2 separate regions of the Homo sapiens genome follow, and region 2 is linked to region 1. Evidence: chromatin loops called from intact Hi-C (ENCODE). Cell type or tissue: HCT116. All regions are shown on one strand. Links, peaks and the distances in the headings refer to the core of each region. The heading gives the core; the rest is flanking DNA. Region 1 overlaps VMP1 (vacuole membrane protein 1). Region 2 has its middle 20 kb from the start of YPEL2.

The links. Hi-C counts contacts between places; a loop is a spot of excess contacts. Peaks named below come from ENCODE experiments on the same cell type or tissue, not always from the same donor. Only the 100,000 strongest peaks of a DNase experiment are listed, where the experiment ranks them.
Region 2: it touches region 1 in a loop (6-fold over the local background); 5 of 110 quality-filtered maps call a loop at or near these places.

Annotation. Positions count from the first base shown.
Region 1 is chr17:59,752,269-59,755,190 of GRCh38, forward strand. All of the region lies in intron 5 of VMP1 (vacuole membrane protein 1), which reads left to right. Among named protein-coding and RNA genes, the nearest start is that of VMP1, 46 kb to the left of the region's middle. RefSeq lists enhancers at 1,942-2,922, 1,985-2,827. In HCT116, for the core only: a CTCF peak has its summit at 1,355 (motif pointing right); DNase peaks (open chromatin) are centred at 1,373 and 2,513; H3K4me3 peaks cover 389 bases; H3K27ac peaks cover 2,059 bases.
Region 2 is chr17:59,309,873-59,312,794 of GRCh38, forward strand. No RefSeq gene overlaps it. Among named protein-coding and RNA genes, the nearest start is that of YPEL2, 20 kb to the right of the region's middle. RefSeq lists a silencer at 1,116-1,410 and an enhancer at 1,393-1,462. In HCT116, for the core only: a CTCF peak has its summit at 1,272 (motif pointing right); a DNase peak (open chromatin) is centred at 1,299.

The sequences.
Region 1 (2,922 bases), core at 259-2,758:
ATAAAAACAGGTAGCAGGCTGGATTTGGTCTGCAGTTTGTAGTTTGTTAACCCCTGCTCCAACTCATTGAATGACAGTAGTACACCGGAAGAGACATAGTGAGCCTGGGAGCCTTAATGAGAGAGCTAGCTGTCTTCTAAGGATTTTTGTATGACATCTGTGTATTTGGTTCACCCATTTGCCAAATAAGTACTATCATTTCTCTCTTCTTGATCAAGAAATAACAGGTTTCACATGATGCTTTAGAAAAGAATATAGTTGTGCATATATGAGTTGTATAAAAAAAATTAAGAGTAAAAAGAAAAAGCTTTTTTGAAGGGAAAAGCAGAAGAATTTCTTCTAAATGAGCTGTCTGATGACAGGAAGATTTGGTTCCAGTTTCATGTAACCACTGGTATGTTCAATTCCTCTTAAATACCAGATTTTACAAGATTGCAACCATTTTGAGGAATAAATAACTTATGGATTAAGTTTAGATGTCATGTGTAGGATGAACAGGTCTAAAGATCTAAGGTACCACTGTTGTAAAATTACAATGGATTAGGGATTTTTGTTAAGTAGATTTTTAGCTGTTCTTATTTTTAAAAAGTAACTATGTAAGATGATAAACATGTTAATTTGCTTTACTATAGTATAACCATTTTGTTATCTGTATGTATACTATAACAACATATTGTAAGCCTCAATTATGCACAATAAAATTTATTTCTAAAAAGCTTAGGCCAGGTGCAGTGGCTCGCACCTGTATTCCCAGCACTTTGGGAGGCCAAGGCAGGAGGATCACTTGAGGCCGGGAGTTCAAGACCATACCAGCCTGGGCAACCTAGTGGGACCCCGTCTCTACGAAAAAAATTTTTTAATTAGCCAGGTGTAGTGGCATGCTCCTGTAGTCCCAGCTACTCAGGTGGAGGTTGAGGCCAAGGTTGGAAAATCACTTGAGCCCAGGGAGGTTATGATCGCGCCACTGCACTCTAGCCTGGGCGACAGAATGAGACCCTGTCTCAAGAAAAAAAAAAAAGTTTAGATGTTGTACACAATTAGGAGAAGTGATGGGGTTATTTCATTAGCCACCTTGTAATTATTTCCCACTAATAGAAATATGATTCATAATTCTGTAATTAACCAGGTTAACAAAAACAGGAACTTTGGTACTTGATTATGAGAAATGTATTCTGGACATGCTCCTTATATGCATGTACATTATGATTCATCAAGTTACAAGACAAAAAGATGATTAAAGAACCATTTGTAAACTGTATGTAACATTAAGGATTTATAAAGCCTGTTCTTAATAGCAAAGGAGTCCATGGGCTACAATTTACTCTCCTATATAATGTGATGTATGTACAATTTTTGACACTAGGTGGAGCAGTTTCCTGGCAAAAGACTTCACAAAGCCCCATATCCCTTTCAGTTAAGCCCAGCTTCTAGACAAAGAACTGTAAAGAGAAGAAAAACGATCGACAATCATTTTATAATTTAAAAACATACCCAAATATTTAGCTATAAGTAGAAGGCTGAATATATTTTACAATTTTTCTGTTTGCCATATATTTTAACCATTGGATTTTCTCATGTTTAAAGTGTTAGTTTTACTTTCTAGAAGCAGTTTGGAAGTAGAAAAGTTGGGAACTATTCAGTTACATTGTAGAATAGATCAGGTTTTATTAGAAGCTGTAACATCAAGGTGTTATCCTTTGAATGATATCTGTGAGCCATTTTGTTTCATATGACCATTTTTATAGAAAAAAAGTACTTTTTGTTATAAATTAGATACAAAGAAAATTGTGAGATACGTGCCCCTGTGTAAGATTCAGAGCCTGTTTCTGCTTTAAAGTTTGGGATTATTTCATTATTAAAATATGTGTTAAAAATTGTACATTTACCCTGAAGTACAGGTCAATTGATGACTAAAAAGAAAACAAAAAAAATTATACATTTAAAAAATCTGACATCTTAATTGCTTTTTCATATTTATGACCTCCTCTGTATATGGCACCCTAAGGAGGAAGTACTGTATAGTATTCTGCACTTTTTAAAAGCTGTTTTTTCCTTAGTATAGACATTTCTGATACTTTTTGACTCTTGGCTATTGCTAAAAGTAAATATTATTTGGAAAACTGCATTCATATGGGTTGAAATAAAATAGTGAAATAGTTTCAGTAAGTGAAATATTGTAGTAGTTAATACCATAAAGTGGAATCATTCTTTTTTTAAAAAATTGTTAGCCAGCTTCTTCCCTATCAATTCAGCTTGACTTCTGACTATTGCTTTATTGCTCATTTGTCTATCCTCCTTTTAAGACAAAAAAGAAATTACCAAAAGTTAAGGCTGTGGTGTGACTTGATACCAGATGCTTATAACTATGGCTATAAGCATGCAGTGACTCAGTGCTGTTTCAGGAAGACCAACAGACCCTTCTTAGAAAAAAATCTATTTGCCTTTTGTTTGATGAAGGCATGAAAGCTCTTCTCCCTGTCTTTCCCTAAGGAATGACTCATATATTAACTCTGCTGAGCATCACCACATCAAAAGAAGAAACCAAGGTCTTCAGGACATCAGGCTGGGTTTTTGCCAAGGAAAAGGGGTATGCACAGACTGGGTAACTTCCTGCCCTTAAGTTTATTAATGTATGCTTAAATGAAAGCCAAGAAAATTTAGTTTAGCTTAAATTTGTTGTTGAGCATACATTTTAAACAATTTATACTAGCCCCCCCCGCCCTTTTTTAACAGCTCTCATAAATATGTAGTTCATTTCTCTTGAATACTTAAGTCAACTGTATGATCAAAAGTTGCTTGGGTCTAGAGAACAAAGGTGAAACATGCCTTCTTTTTCTTTTTCTTTTTCTTTTTTTTTTAGACGGAGACTCACTCTGTCTCCCAGGCTGGAGTGCAATGGCGCGATCTTGGCTCACGGCAAAC
Region 2 (2,922 bases), core at 219-2,718, 440 kb before region 1:
CAGGAGTTCGAGACCAGCTTGGCCAATATGGAGAAATCCCGTCTCTACTAGAAGTACAAAATTAGCCGGGTGTGGTGGCGCATGCCTGTAATCCCAGCTACTCGGGAAGCTGAGGCAGGAGAATCGCTTGAACCCGGAAAGTGGAGGTTGCAGTGAGCCGAGATTGCGCCATTGCACTCCAGTCTGAGCAACGAGAGCGAAACTCCGTCTCAAACAAAAAAACAAACAAACAAACAAAAACAGCCAAACTCTACCTCAAAAATAAAATAAAATTAAAAAAAAAATTAGCCATGTGTGATGGCAAGTGCCCGTAGCCCCTAGCAACTTGGTAGGCTGAGGAGAGAGGATTCCTTGAGCCTGGAAGTTCAAGGCTGCTATGAACTATGATCATACTACTGCACTCCAGCCCTGTCGACAAAGTGAGGCCCTGACTCAAAAATAAATTGGCCAGCAGTTGCTCATGCCTGTAATCACAGCACTTTGGGAGGCCGAGGCAGGCAGATCACTTGGGTCCAGGAGTTCAAGACCAGCCTGGGCAACATAAGGAGACCCAGTCTCTACAAGAAATAGAAAAATTAGCCCAGCTTGGTGGTGCACACCTGTAGGCCCAGTTACTCAGGAGGCTGAGGTGGGAGGATCGCTTGAGCCTGGGAGATGAAGGCTGCAGTGAGCTATGATGGTGCCACTGCGCTCCAGCCTGGGCAACAGAGGAAGACTCTGTCTCAGGAGAGGCGCCACCTTTACAAATTTATGACCTGCTTTTAGACAAATACGGGGATGGCAGAGAGTTTTCCTTGTATTTGCTTCTTCTCAATTGTCTTCAGCTCAACATAGTTAATATGCTGAAATGGCATATTTTGGTGTGACATATTCTGCTACCCTTCCAGCTGTATTTTTTTTTTTAAGAATTCATCCTTCACAAAATAAGGTCTTTTCCTCCTTCACATTATAATGTATCCCTTTGAACATTATCTGTAACTTTTATAAAGCTGTTAATCACAGAGTTTCTAAACCTCAGCACTATTGACATTTTGGCTCAGATAATTTTTTGTTGTTTGTGTCTTAATCACTGTATGTTTAGCAGGATCTCCGTCTCCACTTGCTAGGTGCCAATAACATCGCTTTCCAAAAGTTGTGGCAACCAAAAATTTCTCCCCATATTGTCAAATGCTCCCTGGGGCTGGCGGGCAAAATTGCCCTTGATTGAGAACCACTGCGTTAAAGGAAAGTCAATGGCATAAAATGAGAGCGTGTAGCTGGCTAGTTATGCCCTTATTTTACCACGAGAGGTCTCCCTAGACCCCATTATAGTTCTAATCTGGACAATACAGGGCTAAGGGCGCCACCAAATAGATTGTTATGACTTGGTGGATGGTGACAGTAGGTTTACACACTAAAGCAGTTGATCAATCTCCCATGCAGAAGAATTCCAAATAAATTATGTAACTACTCTACTGCAAAGGAGGGGACTATAACTCCTCACTCCTTAAGTGTAAGCTCTGCATGGTGACTTCTGTCCAAAGAGTATGACAAGGACTGGGAGGAGTCACTACAGTGGGGGAACCTGACAATCAGCCAGGTGATCCAGGAGAACATCAACACTGATAAATCATATTGATAGTATGTACCCTTGATATGATGTCATGAAAATGGCACTTTACCTCTGTGTCATCCCCCCAAAACACACATGACCCCAGTCTAGTCATGAGAAAAGCATCAGACAAATCTTAATAGAGGGGTGGCCTGCAATATACCTGATGAGAACTTCTCAACACTGTCAAGACCATCAAAACTGGCTGGGCGCAGTGGCTCACGCCTGTAATCCCAGCACTGTGGGAGGCCGAGGCAGATGGATCACCTGAGGTCAGGCATTCAAGACCAGCCTGGCCAACACAGTGAAACCCAATCTTTACTAAAAATACAAAAATTAGCTGGGTGTGGCAGCGAGTGCCTGTGGTCCCAGCTACTCAAGAGGTTGAGGCAGGAGAATCGCTTGAACCCAGGAAGCGGAGGTTGCCTTGAGCTGAGATCATGCGACTGCACTCCAGCCTGGGCGACAGAGCGAGCCTCTGTCTCGGAAAAAAAAAAAAAAAAGAAAAAAGAAAACAGCATCAAAACCAAGGAATGTCTGAGAAACTATGACAACCAAGAGAAGCCCAAGGAGACATGGCAACTAAATGTAAAGTCGTCTCCTGGCTGGGATACTGGAGCAGAAAAAAGGACATCAGGTAAAAACTAAAGAAATCTGCATAATTATAGCAAATGTGCTACACTAATATGCAATATTAATAATACAGGAAACTATGTCAAGGGCAGGGTTATATGAGGACTCTATATGCTGTTCAGCTTTTCAGTAAATCTAAAACCACTCTAAAATTTGTCTATTAATTTTAATTTAATTTTATTTTATTTTGAGACAGATTCTCACTCTGTCACCCAGGCTGGCATGATCTCGGCTCACTGCAACCTCTGCCTCCTGGGTTCAAGCAATTCTCCTGCCTCGGCCTCCTGAGCAGCTAGGATTACAAGTGCCCGCCACCACGCCCGGCTAATTTTTGTATTTTTAGTAGAGATGGGGTTTCACCATGTTGGCCAGGCTGGTTTTGAACTCATGACCTCAGGTGATCTGCCCGCCTCGGCCTCCCAAATTGCTGGGATTACATGCATGAGCCACTGCGCCTGGCCTAAAATGGTCTATTAATTTTAAAAAGCATCTGATCAAGTACTGCCTTGGCAAAATAAGCAAAGAAGCCTTTAAAATGATGAATTTCCTAGAATTCTGTTTTTTTTTTTTTTTGACTTAGTTCTCATTACATCACCCAGGCTCGAGTGCAGTGGCATGATCATAGCTCACTGTAGCCTTGCATTCCTGGGCTCAAGTGATTCTCCCACCTCAGCCTCCCAAATAGCTGGGACTATAGA